2 separate regions of the Homo sapiens genome follow, and region 1 is linked to region 2. The links are chromatin loops, found by intact Hi-C in ENCODE. Cell type or tissue: heart right ventricle. All regions are shown on one strand. Links, peaks and the distances in the headings refer to the core of each region. The heading gives the core; the rest is flanking DNA.

Region 1 (16,432 bases), core at 3,720-11,719, 74 kb after region 2:
TGGCCACAGTTGCTGCATAACTCGCCCATCTTCTATGTGCTTCAGGTGCTATTAACTCTGAGCTGCATTTTCCACCTTTGTTCCCAGGGTTTCCAAGCAGAATTAAGCTTCAGTTAGCCAGAGCGATACTTTGTGGGATTATGCACAATTTATTGGTTCCCTTCCCTTCCCTACCTCACTTCCCATGTCCCATACTGATGTGATCTGGGTTAACTTCCCAAATAAATCATTTGGACTCAGATCTTTGTTTCAAAGGTTGCTTCTGGTAAAGTCCCTTCCCTTGTTTTGTGATGTTATTGACATATATTCTGATTCTAGGTGTTTATAAAACCCAGAAGTCATTATTATTTTTGTTTGATGTGGCCAGTGTTCACTTAGATTTACCCACATATTTTATGCTTTCTCTTACTCTTTATTCCTTCCTGAATTTCTGCCCTTAACTCTGGAATGGTTTTTCTCATGCTTGAAGAACTCCTTTGGGGCACATTGGCTCACACCTGCAAATCCACATTTTAGGAGGCCAAGGCGGGAGGATTGCTTGAGTCCAGGAGTTCAAGATCAGCCTGGGCAACAAAGCAAGACCTCAACAAAAAAAATACAAAAAGTAGCCAAGCATGGTGGTGCACACCTGTAGTCCCAGCTACTTGGAAGGCTGAGGTGGGAGGATCTTTTGAGCAGAGGAGGTCGAGGCTGCTGTGAGCCATGATCACGCCACTGCACTCCAGCCTGGGCAACAGAGTAAGACCCTGTCTCAAAAAAACAAAAAGAAAAACAAAAAACTCCTTTAGCATTTCTTCTAGTGTGGGTATACAAGTAAATAATTCTCTCAGTTGTTTGCTTAAACATTTATTCATTTCGCCTTCCTTTCTGAAGCATAGGTCACTGAACATAGAGTTCTAGGTTGGCAATTATCTTCTTTTTTACTCTTTTTTTTATTACTCTTTTGATTATTAAAGTCATTTTTGACTTGAAGTCAAAAATTATGTCTTAATATCACATTGAAGACATTATTCCATTTTCACCTGGCTTCTATCCTTTCTATCAAAAACTCAGCTGTCATTTATATTGTTCATTTTTAAGATAATGTGATTTTTTTTCCTCTAGATACTTTTAAGATTTCTCTTTGATTTTTAGTGTATTTGTGAGGATGTGCTTGAGTATGGCTTTCTTTGTATATATGCAGCTTAGGATTCATTCTATTGCTCTCTTTTTTTTTTTTTTTTTTGAGTCAGAGTCTCATTCTGTCACCCATGCTGAAGTGCAGTGGCATGATCTCAGCTCACCACAATCTCTGACTTCCAGATTCAAGTGATTCTCATGCGCCAGCCTCCCGAGTAGCTGAGGCTACAGGCATGTGCCACCAGGCCCAACTAATTTTTTGTGTGTGTATTTTTTTTTTTTTTTAGTAGAGATGGGGTTTCGCCAGGTTGGCCAGGCTGGTCTCAAACTCCTGGCCTCAAGTGATCCGCCCACCTTGGCCTCCCAAAGTTCTGGGACTACAGGCATGAGCCATCATGCCCGGCCTCCTTCTCTCTTTCCTCTTTTGGGAACCCCAATGATAGGACATTAAACATTTTTAACATACCTCTTAAATTACTGTCTATAGTTTCCATGTTCTTCCTCTCACCGTACTTCAGTCTGGACCTATCCTCCAGTTCACTGACCTTCTCATCTCTCCATTCAGCTTTTCAATCCACCTGCCTTCCAGTTTAGTGACCTCTCTTCAATGTGCATTGACTGTTAACTCCATCTATTGAGGTCTTAATTTTGGCTATTGCCCTTTTCACACTAGATTTTCCATTTGATGATATTTTTATAGATCTTAGTCACTGGAGAAATTTTTTTTTTTTGAGATGGAGTCTCGCTGTGTCGCCCAGGCTGGAATGTAGTGGCATGATCTCAGCTCACTGCAACTCCACCTCCCAGGTTCAAGTGATTCTCCTGCCTCAGCCTCCCAAGTAGCTAGGATTACAGGCGTATGCCACCATATCCGGCTAATTTTTGTATTTTTAGTAGAGACGGGGTTTCACCATGTTGGCCAGGCTGGTCTTGAACTCCTGACCTAAGGTCATCCACCCACCTTAGCCTCCCAAACTGCTGGGATTACAGGCATGAGCCATCATGCCAGGCCAGATTTTTTATTCACATATTTTCTTAAACAGTTAAAAAATTATTTGTCAAAGTATAACATACTATATTAGGGCTATCCAGAAAAACAGACCAATAGAATGTGTGTGTCTGTCTGTGTGTTTATAAAGAGATTAATTACAAGGAATTGGCTCACCTAATTACAGAGTCTGAGAAGTCCAAACTCAGGAGAGCTGACGGTTTAAGTTCCATGCAGGAGAAGACCCATGTCCCAGTTTGGAGACAACCACACAGAGAGAAAGAATTTTTTCTTACACAGCCTTTTGTTCTATTCAGGCCTTCAGTGGATTGGATGAGGCCCATCCACATAGGATAGGGCAGCATGACCCACTATTATTTCCATCATTTATCAAAGATAATCTCTCTCTCTCTCTCTTTTTTTTTTTAAGAGATGGGGTCTCACTGTTGCCCAGGCTGGTCTCAAACTCCCGGGCTCAGGGGATCCTCCTGCCTCAGCCTTCTGAGTAGCTGGGATTACAGGTGCATATCACTGTGCCTGGCTGAAGAGTTCATCCTTTCTTTCCTCATTGCAATACAGGTGGCTGTGGTCATAAATCAGTTGACTGTATGTATCTGTACGTGCTTTTCCACTGGTCAGTTTGTCTGTCCTTGTGCTAATACTGATGCAGGGCAGGTGAGCCCCAGATAAGGGCTTAGCCCAAGAAAGTTCTTTGCTTTGCCCGGGAAAGAATTCAAGGGCGAGCCAAAGGTAGAAGAAAACAGCTTTACTGAAGCAGCAGTGTTACAGGATCTCACATGGAGTAGTCTTTGAACAGAGCATCACTTAATTCATAAGACAGTCCCATAGTCATGGCCAGTATTTACTGAAGAACAGTCAAAAATGAAGAGGACAAAACCTTAATATTGTAAATAACTTAATAGGAAAATAGAACTTGACTTGCCACAAGAAAGTGTCTTGCATAGACAGTCCAGGTATTTATCAATTTCATAAACTGGAATTGGGGTCAAAATGGATGGGGTAGATTTGTGCTCTCCTGGACCTTGTCCATTCTCTGTGTGGACAGAGAGGTGATGTCACGGAGGGTGACAGTATTTTAGGGACTGGTTAAAAATTACTTAACATTTAAAAAATTAAAGCCATACCTGAGTCTATATAAGCCAAGTAACGTCCATAAGATGCTAGGTTGGGGCCGGGTGCAGTGGCTCACGCCTGTAATCCCAGCACTTTGGGAGGCCGAAGGGGGGCAGATCATCTGAGGTTGGGAGTTCTTGATCAGCCTGACAAACAGGGAGAAACCCCATCTCTACTAGAAATACAAAAATTAGCTGGACATAGTGGCGCATGCCTGTAATCCCAGCTACTCGGGAGGCTGAGGCAGGAGAATCACTTGAACCTGGGAGGCGGAGGTTGCAGTGAGCCGAGATCACACCATTGTGCTCCTGCCTGGGCAAAAAAAAAAAAAAAAAAAAAAAAAAAAAAAGAAGATGCTTGGTTGGAAGGCACTGCCAAGGAGAAAGGCTCATGAGTCTTTGGGGTGGACACAGCTCGTCCTTGTCATCACCCACTGATTCTTTTGATAATGGCACAAATTCTTCTTTGAGCAGCCAGCCTGGCCGGGCCACAACAGAGTCACTGTGATTGGTTGGTTAAGCAGGCTAGAGCAATATCAGATGTTCCTCTTGCGAATTCCAATGATGACAGCAGGGACAAAGAAAATGGCTGGGCTGGTTCTTCTCAGCAGCAGCGGCACCATAGTAGATGCTGGTCCGTTCCTGCCATCTGGATTCCTGGAGTTGCTCTAGTGACTGTCATTTGTGCAGTTGTTCCAGGTTTTTTCTTGGTTTCTATGAGCTTCTCCATATTTTTTCCATAGATTATTTGGTTTAAGTTAACTAGACTCAGTTCCTCTTGCTTGTAAGTCAGTAAGACCTATAAAACCCTGATGGATTCTGGACTTAACCAATGGGAAAACACGTTAAGAGGCAATTTAGCATATTCCTAAATTGTTATTAAGCAGAATTAGATTTAAATAACCTCAGAGGCCAGGTGCCGTGGCTCATGCCTGTAATCCCAGCACTTTGAGAGGCCAAAGCAGGCAGATCACTTAAGGCCAGGAGTTCAAGACCAGCCTAGGAAATGTAGCGAGACCCCCATCTCTACAAAAAATACAAAAATTAGCTGGGTGTGGTGGCATGCACCTGTAGTCTCAGCTACTTGAGAGGCTGAGGTGGGAGGATTGCTTGAGGAAGTTGAAGTTGCAGTGAGCTGTGCTTTCACCACTGTACTCCACCCTGGGCAACAGTGAGACCCTGTCTCAAAAAAAAATTTCCTTTAATAATAAATGACCTCAGAAAGGCATAATATAGCATAGATATGTACAAATAGTGTATGCCACAATGTCACCTATTAGGAAATGGAGTGGGCCAGGCATGGTGGCTCATGCCCATAATCCCAGCACTTTGGAAGGCTGTGGCAGGAGGATCACTTGAGGCCAGGCCATCCTGAGCAACATAGCAAGACTCTGTCTCTACAAAAAACAAAAAAATTAGCCAGGTGTGGTGGTGCATGCCTATAGTCACAACTACTCAGGAGGCCGAGGTGGGAGGATCACTTCAAGAGTTCAAGGCTGCAGTGAGCCGTGATTGTACCACTGCACTCCAGCCTGGATGACAGAGCAAGCCCTTATCGCTTTAAAGAAAAAAAAAAGAAAGAAAAAAAGAAAAAGAATAAAAGAAATAAAGTGGACCTACCAAGAAGTTATTTCTTACATCCAATTTTAAATTCTCAATTTTTGTCTATATTCATTTAATGCTATTACTTATTACATATTAATTAAATGCTTATTAATAACCAGATGGTGATTATTAATTACCAACAATTAATTAATAATTTATTAAATTATTAATTAATGTGTGTTCACCACTCACTAGGCTCCAGATTTTTTTTTTTTGAGACAAGGTCTTGCTCTGTTGCCCAGGCTGAAATGCAGTGGCTCAGATCATGGCTTACTGCGGCCTTGACCTCCCAGGCTCAAGCGATCCTCCAGCCTCAACCTCCCAAGTAGCTGAGACTACAGGTGCATACCACCATACCTGGCTAGTTTTTTAAATTTTTTTGTAGTGACGAGGGTCTCACTATGTTACCTAAGCTGGTCTCGAACTCCTGGGCTAAAGCAATCCTCCTGCCTCAGCCTCCCAAAGTGCTGGGATTATAGGCGTGAGCCACCACGCTTGGCCCAGGCTCCAGCTTTATAGGTGATAGAGGATGTGCTGCTTTTGTTGTGTGTGATTGAGGGTGGCTGCTAAGACACCAGTCATGAGAGAATTAATGAAGACACAGAAATGAGTTTACCAGAACCCAGCTGGACAGAGGTGGGGTGGGTGGAGGGGCAGTGCCCTGAATGTACATATAAGGAATCCATTGATAAGCTGCTTGGGCTGGGGAGTGAGACCGCCAGGGTGCACGCTCTGGCAGGAGTGGGAACATGAACTGCCTTCTAATGTGTGTGGGTCCTCTTACCTGCAGGACTAGCATAGCCTACTGTTCAGAGTTAGCACTGCCACCAGATGATGGGGTTTGGATCCCAGCTCCAAGCCTTTTTTTTTTTATTTAAGAAAAAGTTTAAATCCTGGTAAAATATGCATAAGATAAAATTCACCACCTTAACCAATTTTAAGTGTATGTTTCAGTCGTATTAAATGCATTCATTTGTTGTGCAACCAATCTCCAGAACTCTTTTAATCTTGCAAAACTGAAACTGTACCCACTGAACAACTCCACTCCCCCCAGCCCCAGCCCCTGGCAACCACCATTTTGCTTTCTGTTTCTATAAGTTTGACTACCCTAGGTACCTCATATAGTATTTGCTTAGAATATACAGTATTTGCTTTTTGCGACTGGCTTATTTCATTTAGCATAATATCCTCAAGGTTTATCCATATTGTAGCACGCACCAGAATTTCCTTCCTTTATAAGGCTGAATAATATTCCATTGTATGGACGTACCATCTTTTGTTTATCCATTGATGCATTGATAGGCCCTTGGGGTGCTTCTACTTTTTGGCTATTGAGAATAATGCTGCTATGAACACGGATGTGCAAATACCTTGTTGAGACCCTGCTTCCAGTTCTTTCAGGTCTGTACTCAGAAGTGAAATTGCTGGATCATATAGGAATTCTATTGTTAATGTTTGGAGGAACCACCATATTGTTTTCTGCAGTGACTGCAACTTTTCACTGTTTTTTTGAGACGGAGTCTTGCTCTGTAGCCCAGGCTGGAGTGCAGTGGCACAATCTCAGCTCACTGCAACCTCCACCTCCCAGGTTCAAGCGAGTCTCCTGCCTCAGCCTCCTGAGTACCTGGGACTACAGGTGCACGTCACCACGCCGGGCTAATTTTTGTATTTTTAGTAGAGAGGGGGTTTCCCCATATTGGCCAGGTTGGTCTCGAACTCCTGACCCCAGGTGTTCTACCCGCCTCAGCCTCCCAAAGTGCTGGGATTACAGGCATGAGCCACCATGCTTGGCCACCCTTTGACATTTCTACCAGCAATATATGAATGTTCAATTTCTCTACATCCTCACCAACACTTGTCATTCTCCTTTTAAAAATGATAACAGTCATCATAGTAAGTGAGCTTGGACATGTTAACGCTCACATGTGATTGGGAAAGTATAGATCTATTTAGTGGAGTCTATAAGTGGCAGAGAGTATGAGTGATAGAGACTGTGGCCGTAGTTGGTGGTAGCACAGTCACATAGAGACACTGAAGAGGCCCTCTCAGGAGAAGGTCACAGACCAGCTAGTGCCAGAGAACCCAAAAAGGCCAGCGAGAGCCATGGCTGCTCAGATGAGGGAAGTACGGTAGAGCCACACCCAGAAAACTGTGCTTAGCTAGGGCAGCTTTCTACCACAAGCATGTAGAGTTTTCTGGCTGGCAGCGTGCAAAGAGGAACCAAAGCTATTAAAAGAATGGAGGAATTGGTCCATCACGAAAGACTAAAGCTCCAAGGGGTAGTTTGGGTCATCTGTGTCCACTGTTTACAATTATATAATGGGCAAAACCAACCAAGCAATTGTTTTTTTAGAAGGAAGAGGATGTCTTCAGTAGGGAAAATATACTAGCTGTATTGCAAAAACTTTGAAAAAGCGGTTGAGTTCAATATTAAACCAAAAAATATTAGTATAAAGCAATACAAAATGAGGAATAGTTTCACCAGAAAGTGAGGAAGTACTATTTTTGGAAATCTCTCTGATGAAAGTAGTTTGTCTTATTGAAAGCAAAGTTTAATTTCTCTACAGATCCATCAAGTAACAGAAGAATGCTCAGTTATGGCTTCTTTGTGGGTTTTTTTTTTTATTATTTGCCATTCATGGCCAGGCACAGTGGCTCACTATGTAATCCCAGCACTTTGGGAGGCCGAGGAGGGAGGATTGCTTGAGGCTGAGAGTTCAAGACCAGCCTGGTCAACATAGCAAGACCCCCCACCTCTATAAATAAATATGCCAATAAGTAGATAAATAAATAAATAAATAAGGCAGGCGTGGTGGCGCACACTTGTGGTCCAGCTACTCAGGAGGCTAAAGCAGGAGGATCACTTGAGCCCACGGGTTTAAGGCTGCAGTGAGCTATGATCGCAGCACTGTACTCCAGGCTGGGGGATAGACTAAAACTGTCTCAAAAAAGTTAAAATACACGTCTGTAATCCCACACTTTGGGAGGCCGAGGCAGGGTGATCACTTGAGGTCAGGAGTTTGAGACCAGCCTGACCAACCTGGCGAAATCCCATCTCTACTAAAAATACAAAAATTAGCCGGGCATGGTGGTACACGCCTGTAATCCCAGCTGCTTGGGAGGCTGAGACAAGAGAATCTCTTGAATCTGGGAGGTGGAGGTTGCAGTGAGCCAAGATGGCACCACTGCATTCCAGCCTCGGTGACAGAGCAAGACTCCATCTCAAAAAAAATAAATAAATAAAAATAAAATAAAATAAAATAAAATAAAATAATTTTTTAAAAAATTATTTACATAATTGGCAAAACAATATTACAATTCAAACAAAACTCCCCCACAGTTCCACGAGCTGTTTAAATCAATATTTCTGTAGATACATGGCACCCTCTACCCTTTGTCCACATACTTAGTCAATGTTTACAGATTTGGAGTAATAGTGATAGAAGTTTGTTTCTTCCTATCTTACTTAACATGACATCATGAGTGATTTTCTGTTTTGGTAGAATCTTTTCCTACCCTCTCCTCTGACTTCTGCCATTGCAAACAGTGCTAAAATGCCATCTTGGTGTAAATATACTTGTAGGCTGGTAATTTTAGAAGATAGATTCTCAAGAATTGTCATTTCTGGGTCAAAGGGAACTTTTTTCCTTTTTTTTTTTTTTTTTTTGGAGACAGCGTCTCACTCTGTCACTCAGGCTGGAGTGCAGTGGCGCAATCTTGGCTCACTGCAACCTCTGCCTCCCAGGCTCAAGCAATCCTCCCACCTCAGACTCCTGAGTAGCTGGGACTACAGGCCTGTGCCACCATGTCCAGCTAATTTTTTGTGTTTTTTGTAGGGACAAGGTTTTGCCATGTTGCCTAGACTGGTCTCAAACTCCTGGGCTCAAGCGATCCACCAGCCTCAGCCTCCCAAAGTGCTGGGATTATAGGCGTGAGCCTCCTTGCCCGGCCACGTGTATGTTTTTTTTATCTGAATGACATTGCCGAATTATTTCCCCAAAGCATTGCTGCAATTCTACCCACAAGGTACAGTGTCTGATTTCATGTATTCTTACCAGCCAGCCACTCTTTAATTTTTGCCAATCTGATGAGTTTTTTCTTTAAAAACCTGCTCTAGTTTCTTTAATTGGCATTTCCCTGATTACTAATGAAACTGATCTTTTCACTTATTTATTGGCTATTTAAATTTCTCTTCCTGTGGAAAACCTATTAAATTCCTCCCCCTCCTTTTCCCATTGAATTTTTTGTGCTTTTCTTCTCAAGGATGTCTGTGCGTGTAGGATATTAACCCTTCCTCTGCCATATGTATTGCAAGTACTTTTCCCAGCATGGGCCTCTCAGCCCCCTTTAGTCCTGAGTCAGAAAAATAAATATCCTTCGTCACTGGAAGGGAGAATGAGTCCAATTTGCTGTCTCTGTGGGCAACTTGCTCTATCATCCACCCGCTCCTCAACTGGTTGATTCTCTTCAAAATGGAAGGGGTCTTTGCTGACACAGAGGCTGAAACTGAAAGACCGAAGTTCCTGCATGAATGAAGGTGTGAAGCTGGGTGGGGCTGGAGAAGGACATAGGTGTTGCTGGAGAGAGAGAAGCAGGGGCTGGATCATGCTGGGCCTTGTAGGGTTTATTTTAAGCGCAAAGGGAAGTTATGCACTGGATTATGTTTTTGCAACAGTGCCTCTGGTTGGAGAATGTATGGTAAGGGAACAGGAAGGCAGGCATGGAGCCCAGTTAGGGTTAGCCCATCGTTGTGGTCCAGGTGGGAGACAGCAGTGGTTTGTACTAGGGTATTGGCAGCGGGGATAAGAAGTTGATAGGTCTATTTTGAGCCAAAGAGGAGAGAATAGATTATAAGAGATTAGGCATGGAACGGTGGGGAAGAAGGAGAGGTAGAGATTGGCTCCTCAAATTCTGGCTTAAGTAGCTGGAAAGAAGGGGCAGATTAGGGGCAGGAGGTAAGTTCACAGGGAAACCAAGATTTCATCTTAGACTTGTTAATTCCGAGATACCTGTGAAATAGACAGATAGAGAGATCAGATGTTAGAGGGTGATGCTCAGGCTTGGCCTCTGGGCTGAAGACATGAATTTGGTACTAAACAACAAGGCGATCAACAAGGTGCCCTTAGAGAGGATTAGAGTCCCCAGAAGAACAGTGCAGATAGAGGAGACAAGTGAGGCTGCCCCTGGGAGAGGAGGAGCTGACGCCGGAGACTGGAAGCAGCAGGTAGACAGCAAGAGAGGAAGCACTTCACCAACGGGAGGCTGCAGCACGCTGCTGAGGACCAGGGGAGGGGCCACTGCTGGGCCTTAAAACAGGGAGGGCGCCTTTCCAACAACAACCTCAGTAAAGTGTAGGGAGCAGATGAAACCGCATTGGGAAATCAATGAAAGGTGAATAGGCAGAGATAGTGTTTACAGAGAACTCTGTCAGGAAGTTTAGTTATGAGTGAAGAGTCAAGAAGTAAGGGCCAGGTGTGGTGGCTCACGCCTGTAACCCCAGCACTTTGGGAAACCAAGGCAGGAAGATCGTTGAGGCCAGGAGTTCAAGAGCAGCCCTGGGCAACATAGCTAGACCCTGTCTCTACAAATAATTAAAAAAAAAAAATTAGCCGGGCGCAGTGGTGCACACCTGTGGTCCCAGCTACCCAGGAGGCTGCCGTGAGAGTATGGCTTGAGCCCCGGAGGTCAAGGCTGCCGTAAGCTGTGATTGTACCACTGCACTCCAGCCTGGGAGAAGAGCTAGACTCTGTCTCAAAAAAAAAAAAGAAAGAAAGAAATAGGGAGATGGGTGGAAAGGTGCGTAGTCAGAGAGAGGCGTTTTGTTTTCTTAAGTGGGGGACCCTAGAGCATAGTTCAATGCAGGTGGGGTGGCACCCCTGAGAACGTGAAAGAAAATGCGTCCAGAGCATGAGAACAGGGCTTGACTGGGGGCAGAAGGAGGGTCACCTCCCTTGTTACAATAGAAGGAACAAAAGAGAAGATGGGTGAAGACTGATGAAGGGAGAAGAATGAAGAGGAAGTTCATCTCATGAAATTTCAGCATGAGAAAGAGAAAATCCTGCCAAACAGAGATGGGAAATCAGGCCCCCACAGAAGAATGACAATCATATTAGCATCATGTCTGTCACTGGCAACACTGGGTGCTGAGATGATAGAACACACTATAGATAGTTCTGAAATAAATACCATTTTTAAGCCGGGTGCGGTGGCTCATCCCTGTAATCCCAACAGGCATTGGGAGGCTGAGGTGGGCTGATCGCTTGAGGTCAGGAGTTTGAGACCAGCCTGGCCAACATGGTGAAACCCCGTCTCTACTAAAAATACAAAAATTTAGCTGTGTGTGGTGGTGCACATTTGTAATTCCAGCTACTCAGGAGGCCTAGGCATGAGAATTGCTTGAACCTGGGAGGCAGAGGTTGCAGTGAGTCGAGATCATGCCACTGCACTCCAGCTTGGGTGACAGAGCATGACTCTCTCTCAAAAAAAAAAAAAAAAAGAAAAGAAAAGAAATACAATTTTTAAACCCAGAGCTCTACACCAAGTCAAACCATCATTCAAATGGAAAGCACAGGCCGGGCGCGGTGGCTCACGCCTATAATCCCAGCACTTTGGGAGGCCGATGTGGGCAGATCATGAGGTCAGGAGATCGAGACCATCCTGGCTAACATGGTGAAACCCTGTGTCTACTAAAAACACACAAAAAAAATTAGCCAGGCGTGGTGGCGGGTGCCTGTAGTCCCCAGTACTCGGGAGGCTGAGGCAGGAGGATGGTGTGAACCCAGGAGGTGGAGCTTGCAGTGAGCCGAGATCGCGCCACTGCACTCCAGCCTGGGCAACAGAGCAAGATTCTGTCTCAAAAAAAAAAAAAAAAAAAAAAATGGAAAGCACAAAATAAAGACATTTTCAGTCATCTAAAGACTCATAAAATTTACCCTCAAAGAATTCCCTGAAAATTTTATTATAAGACAAATTCCAACAAGTCAGAAAATGAATCCATGAGAAAGATAAGTGATACTAAAAACAGTGACAAGCAAAAAAAAAAAAAATGGGGTGGGGACATGAACTTATAATTAAAGATAAATAATTGCTTTTTTTTTAAAGGTAGTCTAAAACTCAAGTTCAGATGACGTAAACATGAGAGATGGAGGGGCAGAGAAGAAGGAGAGGCGTGAAATCCTACTAAGTTCTTTGTCTTGTTCAGGACAGGAAAGATACTGGGCACCACTAAATATTGGTAGAAAAAATATCTTTTAAAAATGTGACTGTAGGCTGGGCACGGTGGCTCACGCCTGTAATCCGAGCACTTTGGGAGGCCAAGGTGGGTGGATCACCTGAGATCAGGAGTTTGAGACCAGCATGGTCAACATGGTGAAACCTCGTCTCTACTAAAAATACAAAATTAGCCGGGCGTGATGGTGCATGCCTGTAATCCCAGCTACTTGGGAGGGTGAGGCAGGAGAATTGCTTGAACCTAAGAGGTGGAGATTCCAGTGAGCCGAGATCACACCATTGCACTCCAGCCTAGACAACAAGAGTGAAACTCCATCTCAAAAAAAAAAAAAAAAAAAAAAAAAAGATTGTAATCCTAGAAGAATAAAAGATGCATAAATTCTATATATCCTAATTCCCAGAGGGAAAAAGAATGGAAGAAAGAAAATCCTATTCTTCAATGAAGGAAACGATTTTTTTTAATGAAAAAAGAAAGACAAAAAAAGAAAAATATTTCTATTTAGAAATAAAAATAGGAAACCTAAAATAAGATGGTATAAACAGTTTCAAACATATCTCACCGAGGACAGTGGAGAAGTGATTTACTAGAATAACATAATTACATTTCTAGGCAAGATTGTCTTCTTTTTTTCACCCCACCTGGAAGGTGTTGAGAAACACCTCTAAAACTGTCTCTCTTTTTTTAAAGAGAGAGATTCTGTCTCTCTCTGTTGCCCAGGCTGGAGTGCAGTGGCACAACCATAGCTCACTGCAACTTGTCCTCCTGGGCTGGACCACAGGCATGTCCCACCACACTCAGCTATTTTTTTTTTTTTTAAGAGAGGATCTCACTATGTTGCCCGGGCTGGTCTTACATATTTGGCCTCAGGTGATTCTCCCACCTCAGCCTCCAAAAGCATTGGGGTTATAAGTGTGAGCCACCATGCCTGGCTAACTCTCTTTATCAATAAATATGCTAGTTACTGTGGCCGCATAATAAATTACCCCAAAATTTAATGGCATCAACCATTTATTTTGCTCACGGATTCTATGGATAGGTAATTTGGGCAGGGTACAACGAAGATGGCCTGTTTTTGCTTTAGGGTGTTTGGGGCCTTGGTTGGAAGACTTATAAGCTGGGAGTTGCAGTCATCCCAGGGCTGGTTCATTTATGTGTCTGGCAGTTGATACTGGCTGTTGGCTGGGAGCCTCCTTTCCTCTCCACGTGGCTTGGGCTTCCTCACAACATGGTGGCTAGGTTCCAAGGACATGGATTTCAATAGGAAAAGAGCCAGCTGGAAGCTGGAAGGGAACACAGCACCAGAGCTACATTCTGCTTGTTAGAAGTGCGTCACTAAGGCCAGCTCACATTCGAGGGCAGGGGAATTAGACTCCACGTTTAGTGAGAGAAGTGGCAAACAATTTGTGGACATGTTTTAAAATCATCATAATGACCAAGTGGAATTCTTTTTGGTCAAACTTAAAATGGGCTGGGCGCAGTGGCTCACACCTGCAATCCCAGCGTTTGGAGAGGCCAAGGGGGGCGGATCACTTGAGGTCAGGAGTTCAAGACCAACCTAGCCAAAATGGTGAAACCCCATCTCTACTAAAAATACAAAAAATTATCCAGGCATGGTAGTGCACACCTGTAATCCCAGCTTCTCAGGAGGCTGAAGCACAGGAATTGCTTGAGCCCGGGAGGCAGAGGTTGCAGTGATCTGAGACTGTGCCGCTGCACTCCAGCCTGGGCGACAGAGCAAGACTGTCTCAAAACAAACAAACAAACAAAAACGTAAAATGTACTATATAAATAAACTTTAATTCTACAGCACATGATAATATGCTAAACTAAGACAATACATGGCCAAATAGACAACTTTTAAACAATTTTAGTGATTTGTCATTAACAAACTGTTAAATTTTGCAAGTTCCCTTTTTTTCAGCTGCCAGATCAGGTAAATTTATAAGAACTTCAACCAAGAAAATCAGCTACTTGCTGTTTACAAGAGCTATGGGTAAAACAAACTAAAAATAAAGCCCTTGAAATAAAAAGATGTAAAAAATACACCAGACAGCCTAAGAAAAATAACTCAGAGTGAAAACATTAGGGAATTTCATATTCATTAACCTTATAAGTAATCAGGAAAATAGAAGTTAAAGCAACAATGAGCTATCAAACAAACAAAATTTAAAAGTATTAATATCCATTATTTGATATTACAAAATGTTATTGAAAGATGTATGTATTTACTGCTGGTGAGTGTGTGAAACTGTGTAGCCTTTCTAAAAAACAATGTGTAGTATCTGTTACATTTTATTTTTCTTTTCTTTTTTTTTTTTTTTTAAGAGACAGGGTCTTGCTCTGTCACCCCTCCAGGAGTGCAGTGGTGTGATCATAGCTCACTGCAGCTTTGAACTCTCGGGCTCAAGCAATCCTCCCACCTCAGCCTCCAAAGCAGCTGGGACCACAGGTGTGTGCCACCACACCCAGCCAAGTTTTTAGACGTAGGGTCTTACTATGTTGCCCAGGCTGGTTTCCAACTCCTGGCTTTAAGTGATCCTTCCACCTTGGCCTCTCAAAGTGCTGGGATTACAGGTGTGAGCCACTGCTCCCGGCCTCTGTTAAATTTTAAACCCCACACCCTTTGACCCAACAATTTCACTACTAAGTATTAAGCCTACACACATCTTTGCTATATAATATTATACCATGCAGTATTTTTTAAAGCAAAGGAAGATCTCTATGTAATAACACAGAGGGATCTCCAAAACACAATGTTAAGTGAAAAAGCAAGCAGCAGAGCAATACATACCACACGAACCCTTTTATTTTTAAAGTCAGAAAACTAAATGATGTATCTACATCTTCTTATTTACGTTCATACCTATACATCACAAAAAAAGGTGAAGAAAGATTTGCATTAAACTGATGACAGTGGCTTCCTCTTAGAACTGCGGTAGGATTCAAAATTTGGGATAAGGGGGTAATTTAAAATGTTTTCCTCTACGCCTTGCTATACTTTGATTTTCTTAAAAATAAAATACACATATATCATCTGTACAACTTAAAAATTAAAAATTAAAAGGGCTGGGCCCACTGGCTCCCACCTGTGATCTTAGCACTTTGGGAGGCCAAGGCAGGAGAATTGCTTGTGGCCAGGAGTTTGAGACCAGCGCGGGCAACAAAGCAAGACTCCATCTACAAAAAAAAAATTTTTTTAATAGCTGGGCATGGTGGTACATGCCTGTAGTCCCAGCTTCTCAGGAAGCTGAGGTGGGAGGCTCGCTTGAGGCCAGGAGTTTGAGGCAGCTTAGGAGTTCGAGGTTGCAGTGAACTAAGAAGGTGCCATTGCACTCCAGCCTGAGTGACAGGGTGAAGCCCCACCTCTCAATAAAATAAAATAAACTCTTTTTCTTGTTTTGTAATGTTATTGGTAACTTCTTTACTGAGATATAATTCCCACACCATACAATTCACCCATTTTAAGTGTACAATTTAATGATTTTTTTGTATATTCACAGAGTTGTGCAACTATCAGTACAATTTTAGAACATTTTCTTCACTCTCCAAACCAGCTGTGTCCCCTTTAGCTATCATGTGCCACCCCCAATCACCCCCTCCTCACAGCCCTAGGCAGCCATTAATCTCCTCTATGTCTCCATAGATTTGCATGTTCAGGACACTTCATATAAATGGACTCATAGACTGTGTCATCTTTTGTAACTGTCTCTGCCACTTTGCATAATATGTTCAAGGTCCATCTGTGTGGTAGCACATATCAGCATGTTATTCCTTTTCACAGCTAAGTAATATTCCATCATGTGGATATACCACATTTTGTTTATCCTTTCAGCAGTGGGTGAGCATTTAGATTGGTTCCACCTTTTACCTGTTATTAATAATACTACTATAAGTATTCATGTATGAGATTGTGTGTGGACATATGATATGGTTTGACTGTGTCCCCACCCAAATCACATCTTGAATTGTAGGTCCCATGATTCCCACGTGTTGTGGGAGGGACTCAGGAGATAACTGAATCATGGATGCAGGTCTTTCCCGTGCTGTTCTCGTGATAATGAGTAAGTCTCACGCGATCTGATGGTTTTATAGAGGAGAGTTTCCCTGCAAGAGCCCTCTCTTCCCTGCCAGCATGTAAGACATGCCTTTTGCCTTCTGTCATGATTATGAAGCCTCCCCAGCCACGTAGAACTGTGAGTCCATTAAACCTCTTCTTTTCTTTATAAATTACCCAGTCTCAGGTATGTCTTTATCAGCAGCATGAAAACAGACTAATACAACATATTTTCATTTCTCTTGCCTATATACCTAGGCATGGAATTGCTGGGTCAAATGGCAGCTCTTTTTGAGAAATTG
Region 2 (10,240 bases), core at 2,220-10,219:
TTCCGTAGGGCCCTTCTCCAGGCCCAGGAACTGCTGTTCCCCTTTTTTGCTCTTTTTTTAATTTAAAGACAGGGTCTCCCTCTTTTGCCCAGGCTGGAGTGCGGTGGCATGATCATAGCTCATTGCAGTCTCCACTTCCCAGGCTCAGGTGATCCTCCTAGCTCAGCCTCCTGAGTAACTGGGATTACAGCTGTGAGCCACCTAACCCAGCTAATTTTTTTTGCATTTTCTGTAGAGGTAGGGTTTCGCCATGTTGCCCAGGCTGGTCTCGAACTTGTGGGCTCAAGTGATCTGCCTTTCTTGGCCTCCCAAAGTGCTGGCATGACAGGCGTGAGCCACCACACCCGGCCCATTGCTAAGTTTTACATGTGTTCCACATGATGCCCACATCCCAGCCCAGAGGGCAGCCGCCTAACGACGCCTTCAGCCAGGAGGCTCTGCCTGCAGACTGAGGCTGGTTGCCAGCCATGTGACTGCGGGGTGACAGGGCCACCATGTCCCCCGGCCTTACCTCTGGCTGTGGACCTGGTCCAGCCACGCCTGGGCCTGTGCTGGAGGTGGGGACAGTGCTGCTCATGGGCAGGGGATCGAGCATCCACCCCCTCCTTCAGAGCCTGCTGCAGAAGAATGGGCTTTGATCACCCTCCCCCGGCTCTTTGCAGTGGTGAGAACTCAGCCGTGCTACACTACGGACACGCCGGAGCTCCCAACGACCGAACGATCCAGAATGGGGATATGTGGTAAGTAGGGCCAGCGGCCCTGGCTCTGTGTGTGAACAGCCAGGCCAAGGTTGGACTCAACTTCAAGATGGCCCAGAAGCCTCTGGGTCCCTGTCCTGAGAGGGCTGACCACAGCAAGTCCCTGGGCTTCTTGGCCCAGACTTCTCTGCCAAGGCTATCGGCCTGCGTGGTGCCTTCTCCAGGGCCAAAAGCCTGCACCCCCCAGGGAGCACTGAGAGAGAGGGTGCAGGAGAGGGGCCCCCGATGGTTTCCTGTGGGCCATGGGATTGTGGGCTCTCTGAGGGGGCCTGAACCATCCCCAGCCTCTGTCCAGGCTGTCCTCTCCGTTCAGGGGGCACCACGCTCGCATCTTTCTGTCTTGGTGCCAGGAGGGCAGGCCTCTTGGTCTGGAGCTGGGAAGACCGCAGGGAGCCTCCCACGCTCTGAAACCTGCCATCCTCCTGCTGCAGGAGCCCGTGGCCTCTGCGGCCCTGCGTTCAGCAAGTCAGCAGTGCTGACCCGTGGCTGCGTGCAGGGCTTTCCTGAGCACGATGTGCCGTGCTCACAGTTCTTCATAGAAGCCACGACAAGGAGATGTGGGCAGGCCCTGCGGCCTCCGCCCCTCGGGTAGTCTTTTCTCTCATTGGAGGACTTGCAGTCCTACCCACAGCCCCTCGGTGTGCAGGGCAGAGCAGCTGGGCCGCTGCCCCGGGGCAGGGAGGAGGTGTGTGAGTACTTGCAGCCTGGCCTCTGCTCAGTCCCTCCGCGTTCTTTGCCTGTGCCCTGCACGTCAGATGTCAGCCAGGGCCAGCCCAGGCAGTGCAGAGCTCCTGAGAGCTACCCCAGTGCTGGAGCCCTGGGGCTCAGCCACAGCCACGCAGGCCCTGTCTTGGCCTCCAGACATTTCACTGTGGTCACTGACTAGCAGAGGATGTGCCTTGTCCCTCCCAGTTCTTTGGTGCCCTTTCTTCTATGGCAGATGCACCCGAACAAGCCTCCTGCAGAGCCCTCTGCCCCCCAGCAGCATGGCATGTCCTCTGAGGCCTGCGTGGCGCCCAGCTGGGCTGCCTCCGCCTTCCCATCGAGGAGCCACCCCAATGTGCCAGCTCCTCCAGCGGGAGTTCCCATGATGGCTGCTCACCGGCCTGGACCCCGCCTCACCCTACAGCAGGTAGTCGTGGGAGCCCACCCCCCAGAGTCCCCAGCCATGCCCACTGAAGGACAGGAACACACATGCCCAGACCTATGGACAGACAACCAGCTGCCCAGAGAGCTGCCGAGCGTTGAGCTGTCAGGGCCGAGTATTTGCAGGAACACACTCAGTCTCGGGGTCCTCCCTGCCCTTGGGCACATGGCCTACTGAGACTGCCCGGGCTCCCCGCTCACCCAGGTCCATAGCTGATGAGCTGTTCCAGCTCAGGCCATGCTGGCAGGAGCTCAGCTCAGACCTTGGGTGGGGCCAGCATATGCCGCCACAGTAGGGCTGTGTTAGGAACACGGCAGGTTGAGGGTGCAAGCGGAGGCAGGCCAGTGGAACCGCCACCCACTGCGCGCTGGGCCTTAGTGGACTCCCTGGCCTACCCGACAGCACTGGCTCCACGGATCCTGGTTCACTCTGGCACCACAGTGAGCCCCACAAATGGTGGGCGAGTCCCCAGTCCCCCCTGCGTAGCCACCGTGCTCGGGGCTGGGAGGGTCAGAGCGGAGCTCAGCTTTCCTCCTACATGCCTGGGGCCACAAGGTGACTGGGCCCTTCTTCTGGGTCTCTGTGGATTTTCTCACCCACTCCTCGCCCTGATCCTGCGATGTAGGCACCTCACCCCATGTGTGGGCCAAGGAACTCAGACACAAGGAGGGCACCAGGCCCAGGTGTGAGGCCAGAGGCACTTGGGGAAAGAATTGGCAAACTCAGACTTGGCTCAGCAGGGGACTAGAGCAGGAGAGGGGGTGGCAGCCCTGCCCCCACACCGTGGACCCACCAGTGGCTCCAGACACCACCTGGTGTCCTGAAACTTTTTAAGAGACGGTCTTGCTCTGTCTCCCAGGCTAGAGTGCAGTGGCACAATCATAGCTCACTGCAGCCTCAAACTCCTAGGCTTAAGAGATCCTCCCACCTCAGCCTCCCGAGTAGCTGAGACTACAGGTACAAGCCACCATGCCCAGCTAATTTTTTTATTTTTAATATTAAAAAGACAGGGTCTCACCATGTTGCCCAGGCTGGTCTGGAATTCCTGGACTTAAGTGATCCTCTTGCCTCGGCCTCCCAAAAGTGCTGGGATTACAGATGTGAGCCACGGTGCCCAGCCCTGAAACCTTTTCTAAAGCTCTTTAACCCTGTAGCGCATTCTGGCTGGGCCTGGAGGACAGGACATGGGAACCCAGTCTCACGGCAGAGGCCACATCAGTGGGTCCCCACAGTCCAGGGGGCACTTCTGGGTGGCTGGAGAGCCCTGTGCCAGAGCCACGTGGCCATGAGCTTTTCTCCTCTGTGGGCTCAGCACACCCCAGAAGAAGTGACTGCTCCTTTATGACCCTCTTTATCTGCCCCGGAGAGGGTCCTGGCATAATCCCAGATGCTGTGGCCTCGGCCCTCCGGGACAGCACATGGCACCTGCATCTCCCAGCTGCAGCTGTAGAGGCAGGAGTGATCCGAGGATGTTAATGCCAAGTCCAAATTGGTGATTTGATTTTTCTAGTGCTAACTTTGAAATGTAGCCAGTAGAGTAATTATGAGTTTATTGTAGTCAATTTATTATGCAGCATTTAGAACAACATGTTTTGTTGATTACTGCTACTGCCAGATTGCTGGTGGCATTTATAGTCCATTGTTGTATTGAAATTGATCTGCCGAGCGCCTACTGCGTTCGGTAAATAATAAATCAGTCTGTTATCCCAACATGAAAGCCACGATGCTTCATCCTAAGGTATGAAACTAAAGCATGAGCCCAGCGTAGAATTCCCCCGAAGCCGAGCGCCTCCCAGAGCAGTGCGCCTGCTGCAATGGCCTGCTCTGGGTTTTAGTCCTTTGACTGGGGGAAGACACCCCAGAGATATTTTAGCTTCTAGGAATGGGATTTTGTGGGGAATCAGAGCTGGTCCAGGGCAGCCAGATTATACAGCTGTACTGCAGAAGGGTGGGGGGTACTAAGAGGAGGCCAGCCTTTTCCATCCCTCTCTCCACAGTCCCAGATATGAGCACTCCCCCAACACGCACACACATGGATACACACACAGGGAACTGACCGAGGCTGTGCTGCGTTGCAATGATCACAGTGTAAGCCCCTGCCTCCCTCTCTCGCAGTGGCCACCTGGCACAGCGTGGGCCCTCTTCGGGCAAGAGCAGCAGGCCCGGTGTCCTCACCGAGCTGGGCAGGCCAGGCCCTGATGCCCACTTCCAGCAGCTGGTTCTGCAGCACAGGCTGGAGGTGGGAGCCACAGGCAGAGCTCAGGCCAGGCCTGGTTTATTCTCAGACAGCTCCCGTCCCCTGGTTGTCCTGTTCCGTGTCTTCGACCCAAAAGTGTCCTCCATGATGCGTACATCAAGCGGGGTTTGGGGCTGGCTAGGCCCCCCTCCTACTGCTCCGTCCTTACCCTTCCAGCAGCTTCCCTGGAGCTAGGCTGAGTCCACTGTTGGCCACAGTCATGGTCCAAGAGGGCCTATGAACCAGACACCCTGGTTCCTGCTTCAGGTCAGGCTTGTCAGCCAAGGACTGAGACAGACTTCCTGAGGGCCGTCCCTCACCCCCAGCCAGCCACCCCCGGGCCCCTTCCCGCTTCTCTGGGTGTGATGCCACCACACCCACTCGCATGCACGCAGGGGTGAGGGACGGGACTTTGTGGTGGCTGCATACACCCTCAGCCTGGTTCAGAGCCAAGCGGCCCCATGTGGGGCCTGTAGCCGTCAAGCCTCCGGGGGTTTTGCTGTTGTTCTCAGAGTCTTTTCCCGCTGTGATCCTGGGGTTCGCCATGAACCCCATCTCCAAGTCACTGTACCAGAGGGGCCATTCGCTGCTTTTTTTGTTTTCCTTTTTAAACCCCTCAGGCAGACCTTCAAGAACAGGGTTACAAAAGCGCAGCACACTTGCTAATTAACACTTTCAACATGTTCACACAGATTGAGGTGCCTGAGATCACTGGAGGCCATTCCTAAGTGGGAGGCCCCAGAAGACCCCTCCCCACTCACTCCAGCCCCGAACAGGTTTGTGTGAGCACAGAGGTGGCCAGGACTCATCCCCCTGCTTCTCCTGGTCGTCTTCTGAGCCCCCATGTGCTGCCCCCTCCTTCCACAAACAGCCTGGGCTGTGGGCACCAGAGCCACTGCAGGCCAGCAAGCTTCGCAGCTAGGGCAGGGGGCGCATGGTCCACGATTCTGGGAAGCAGTGCGCCCAGAGAGGGACCATCCCTTGCAGCACTCCGGGCCTGAGGCCGCCCCAGGTCCTGGAGAGGCTCACCCCACAGGGCAGAGGTGGAGGGCTCTGGTTGGGAAAGCAGCTGGGACACTCCTCCTGCCTCCCTCACTTCCCGATCAGGTGGTGGGGGTTGGAGGGGGGCCTTAATCTACTGTGGCCCCTCGCAGAGTTTCTAGAGCACGTGTCCCAGGATGCCCCAGGCCTTGGTTGTCCCAGTCGGGATGCAGCTGGTGGGCAGCAAGCCTGTCCTTCCAGAACTGGCCAGAAGAGGGCAGTGTTGTCTCAGGACGATGGGCCAGGCCTCACCCCTGCTGGGCCTGGTCTTTTGTGTTGCTCCTGGGCATGGGGGGTGGGTGGCCAGCCTGGCTAGGAGGAGAGACCTGTCCCAGCCCTCACACTCAGCAGCCACCAGTGCCCTCTTCCCCTCCTTCCCTGGCTAGATAATGGCGAGACCTCGACCCTGCAGGCCATGGGGTGCCCGCTCACCCAGGACCTCAGCAGCCACCTTGGCCTCACATGGGCCCTGCAGCCTGGGATGCGGCCAGCCTACTCCTGCTGTCTACTCAGCCTGAGTCTGTCTGCCACCATCGCGCTGCGGACCCCATGGGTGACAAGCTCCTGGGGACCCCCTTGCCCCACTCCACCTGGGGCCCAATGCTTTGGTGAGCTCCAGGGTAGAGCGTTGCCCCCAGGCCTGCTCTCTGCTGCCTGTCCCAGCCCAGCTCTCCCCCACCACCTTGCTGTTTCCTCCGAGGGAGACTTGTTGTCACCAGCCAGCCCTGCCCTGAGCACTCTGCGGTCTTAAAGACATGCTCTTGGGGCCACAGAACGCCCTCAGGAGGGTCCAGACCCACAGGCATGGCCGTCCCATCCCATCCCAGTTAGGAGCGTGCTCTCCATTCTCACCCGTCCTCATACACATGGACAGGCCTGGTTATGAGCAGACACCTGCCCACGCGTTTTCGGTTTGTCTCTTGTTTGTGCTTCGTGGCTGCACCCTCCTCAGCTGATGTCATGACCCACAGTTTGAACAGCACTTGTCCAGACATCCTGGGTGCTCCCAGACATCATGAGACACTGGTCACCAAAAAAAGCAAAATACAGCATGTGCTGCGCGTGTGACTCTCCCTCCCGCCTGCCAAGGCCACTGCCCTGACGCCCGGGCCTCACCCCACTGTGCTTTCCTGGCAGCTGTCCTTGTGTCTCACCCACCTCTGGACGAGGCACCCCACAGTGCTCTTCTGGGACCCGGGGCCCCTCACTGGTGCCGTGCCTCTGTCCATGTCATGCATAAAATGGCAATGCCAGTTCCCTCCAGACACCCAGGAGGCCCACAGGACGCAGCTGCTCCCGTCACCCACCGCGTGCACCAGGGATTGCTGGCTCTGGGGACCAGAAGCTGCTGCTGTCATGGGCTGGCGGCATGGGCAGCTTTCCTGTCTGCCGAGGCCCTGGAGGAGTGGCCGTCACACGAAAAGGGGGCAGAGATGCCCAGGAACGCACTGGAGAGAGGTCCCCTTGGTGGGTTAGGCCATGGCACGGGGAGCCTCAGGGACTCCGAGTGGTGGCCTTTGTCCCTGCTGGCCACGCTTGGAGCTTGGCACTCCACGGAAGGCCTGGCTGGGAGCAGGCAGCCGGCCCATGCACCCTGGAGACCACAGCTCGCCACCGTGTCTGCAGGGGCCGCCCACTGGGGCAGATGAAGGGAAGAGTGACCCATACGCCTCCCTTTCGGTCTCACACTGAGGAGAAGCAAGTGCTTCCTGCTGCTCAGCAATCCCCCAGCCTGGCCTGGGACACTGACCAGGGCAGCTGCACATCGGAGTCTGCAGTGCTTCTGCAGCCCCGAATATGAGCGCGTGTAAACTGTTGGATTGAACAGCTAAGAGCCGTGCCACTACTCAGGAGATTCAAATGAAACTGCAAACCAAGTCCAAAGTGGCTCTCATATAAACATTGCAGCATTTCCCCCAGAAAACTGTTCCCAAGCCTTCCGTCACTGGCCGACCCATCTTGGAGGCCTTCTGCCTCTGGGCTGGCGGGTCCCTGCCATGGGGCCCAGGGAGGGTCTGGGTGGGCCAGTGGTGGCAGGTAGCCCAGGCCCAAAGCTACCCAGAAGGAGCCAGAAACAGAGCCCTCAGAACACATGTGGGGAGTGAGACGCCAGCACGTTGTTTGGAGATGCATCCTGTCTCCCAGATGTCTTGTATTATCATCGACTCACTCGGCCAAAGATGGTAGGGTCCCCAGACAGCCAGGAAGGAGGGATCCTGCGTGCCTGTTCTCGATTGAGCCAACGTATGACCGAATTCTCCATTGTCGGTTTGCATTCAGAGGATGGATGAAGTGGACGCAGAGGAGCGGGAGGGAGATGATTTATCAAAGCCATGGCTTTCGTCCCTGGATTCCAGAAAAGCTTGCATCTGAATAACTTATGTGTGTAGAAACTCTAGGGGGATTTTTTTAAGGCAGAAAAAGATAGGGAACTGAGAGGAGCACGAAAATAGACTTCAGCTCCATACCCGAGCCTCGCTGGGCAGGATGGAGCTGGCTGGCTGGGTGTATACTTCCCCCTCCAGAAAGCAGATCATTTTCAAACAAGAAATGCAGTTACAGTCTTCTACAAGCTGGAAGATAAAGTCAGGCTGGCGGATGATATCCAGGCACCCACCATCCCATGGTCTTTCTGCTTTGCTGGCGGGAGTTTGGGGAACTGGGATCTGAGTCTGGTCTGCACTGGAGAACAGTCTTGTTTTTACATTCCTAGATGATTTCATTGTTCGGGGTATTCTTGTGGGCTTCCTGGTTGTTGTTGTTGTTGTTGTTTTTTAAACGATAGTTCAGTTTCTGCTTTTTCTTTTGTGTCAGCACAGTCCGGTAGGACTTTCTGCCCCGGCTGCTGTTGCAGGTCACCTTCTGATTTGGCGCCTCCTAGGAATCCGTGTCCCCCATACTCCTGGCCCTGTCCTCTCTGCCCAGGCTATTCTTGCATGTTCTAAAACCAACAAACCACAAACCATTTTTCTTGGTTGACTCTGGGGAACCTAAATGAAAATGCTTAGCTGTCCCCAGGCAAAACTGGGCTGTGTTCCATATGGCTCCACTCCCCAGAGCTACAGCAGTGGGAGGGTCCCATTTTACAGATGGAAAAACTGAGGCCGTGAAGGTTGAGCACTGCCGCCAGGACCTAAGAACCCATTGCTGGGCTTCGAGTTGTTTACCCTCCTGACTCAGGGCTTTCCTGGACCCGTGATCTGAGCCTCAGTTTCCCTTCAGTTTAGAGCTTCCATGTGCCCCGCCTTCCCGGCCAGCCGTGGGGAAGCCTAGGCCCTGTGCAGGAGTAGACTTCCAGGCAGTTGTTGGCCTAAGCAGCCCACTGCATCCAGAGATCCTGTGACTCTGACCCACCCCAAAGCTCCCTGTCATGCAGGCGGGGCTCCTCCCCCCAGCCTGAGAGTCACCTGAGGTGTTATCTGGACCTTTCTGCCCTGTTGACACTGCTTATGGTGTTTTGCAATCAGAAAAGACAGGAGATTAAAAAGTGCCCGGCTGGGGACTTTGGATTTCAGCAAAGCGTCCTGGCCGTGCATTCAAGTTTTTCCTTTAGAAATCTGCCTCCATGGGGCGGCTGACGCTGCCTGTCCAGCCACGTGGCCCTGCTCCTTGCTCCACATGAGGCCAGGGTCCTCCACCCCCTGGCTCCCTCCCATGGGACAGGACCCCCCACAGGCAGGCGCACAGGCAGCTTCTGGAATGTTTGTGGAGTGGTTGTGTTTACCGTGAGAGCTGGGATTTGGGTGAGAGGCCCTCGTGACGGAAGCCGCGGCTGTGCCCCTGGCCTCAGACTTGTCAGGACTCACCCAGCTACAGATGGACCCCATGGGAAGCCCAGGGTGGAGCCAAAGAGGGGCAGCTGCACTTCCTCAGCCCTCCTGGCTCTGGTTCTGGACCCTGCAGACGTGGTGGGCTCTGGTCCTAGGGCTAGACCAGCCTCCGCCAGCCAGGGTCATCACCATCAGTGTCGTGACTTGGCCATGACCTGTGAAGGGGCTGGTGGACCCGAGGGTTCCGCTCTGTGTCTGCTGCCTGCAGCCTCCCGAGGTGCCTAGGTGGGATGGATGGAAAGGGGCACCACCTGCGCCCCTCCGCCCCCTCAGCCAGGCCCAGCCTTGTCCACCTGGGCTGCTTCCGGGGAGTCCTGAGAGCCAGGTTTGGATCCAGCAGCCCTTCCCGTATCCTGTCCCTTCCACACCACAGGATGAGCGGGAGGCTGCTTCTCTGCCGTTGCCCAGAGAGGGCCCTGAGGTCCTTTGCACAGCAAGGACAGGCCCTACTCCTTCCGGGCCCTGCTGTGCCAAGGGTCCCTCTTACAGGGCATCCAGAGGGCAGCCCCAGCCACCATCCTCCTGCCTCAGCAGGCCTCCTGTCATCTGTCCCACACTGTCTGTCCCACGCCATCTGTCCCATGCCATCCTGCCTCTCTGCTGGCCCCCAGGCCCCTCCCGTCCTGGACAGCTGGCACCTCTGCCCCATTCTCCACGCCCCTGCCTGTGTCCTGCTGGTCTCTGCCTGCCACCGGAGGGTGCCAGGGTGCAGGTGGACAGGGTGAGGGGGCCCACCTGGCTTCGGGGACATGTGGCCAGCAGGCCCTGGGAAAGCCTTGCTGGACATGAGGCTGTCTGGCACTTCCTCCCTGCCCTCCCCTTGGGCCCTGGCAGAATATGTCCGTCCCATCCCCATGGGCAGAGGGGTAGTGTCGGGCACACCCCTCCAGCTAGGGGGCCCCAGAGCTGCAGCAGAGCCAGAGGCCCTAGCCGCCGACTGAGTGTCTGCCCAGATGCTCTGGGTCCTGGAAGAAGCAGGTGGTGTGATTCAGGCCCGGAGTTCTAGGCCGTGCATCCCATCCGGGGTCCCTGCCCAGCCCCCTCCTCCTCTGCTTCCCACAAGCACGGCCTCAGCCTGTGCTCTGTGCTGGGTGCAGGGAGACCTGGGAGAGCCTGTTGGGGTGCCGGGTGGAGGCCAGGCAGCGGGCGGGGTCCTGGGGCATCTCTGCCTCTCCTTAGTTCTCCAAACAATTCTCCATGGCTCTGAGCTCTTGGAGGCCAGGCCACA

The links. A loop is a pair of places that touch in the nucleus more often than their neighbours do. Peaks named below come from ENCODE experiments on the same cell type or tissue, not always from the same donor. Only the 100,000 strongest peaks of a DNase experiment are listed, where the experiment ranks them.
Region 1: it touches region 2 in a loop (4-fold over the local background); 7 of 110 quality-filtered maps call a loop at or near these places.

The regions. Positions count from the first base shown.
Region 1 is chr19:33,323,020-33,339,451 of GRCh38, reverse strand. No RefSeq gene overlaps it. Among named protein-coding and RNA genes, the nearest start is that of CEBPA-DT, 28 kb to the right of the region's middle. In heart right ventricle, for the core only: no CTCF peak of the experiment used is centred there; a DNase peak (open chromatin) is centred at 6,982; H3K27me3 peaks cover 984 bases.
Region 2 is chr19:33,402,172-33,412,411 of GRCh38, reverse strand. PEPD (peptidase D) reads left to right here. Exons shown (of 15, transcript NM_000285.4): 11 at 663-740. LOC124904692 (a long non-coding RNA gene) reads right to left here. Exons shown (of 2, transcript XR_007067229.1): 1 at 8,989-10,240; 2 at 3,447-8,123. Among named protein-coding and RNA genes, the nearest start is that of CEBPG, 34 kb to the right of the region's middle. RefSeq lists an enhancer at 5,155-5,712. In heart right ventricle, for the core only: CTCF peaks have their summits at 5,388 (motif pointing right) and 9,904; a DNase peak (open chromatin) is centred at 5,391.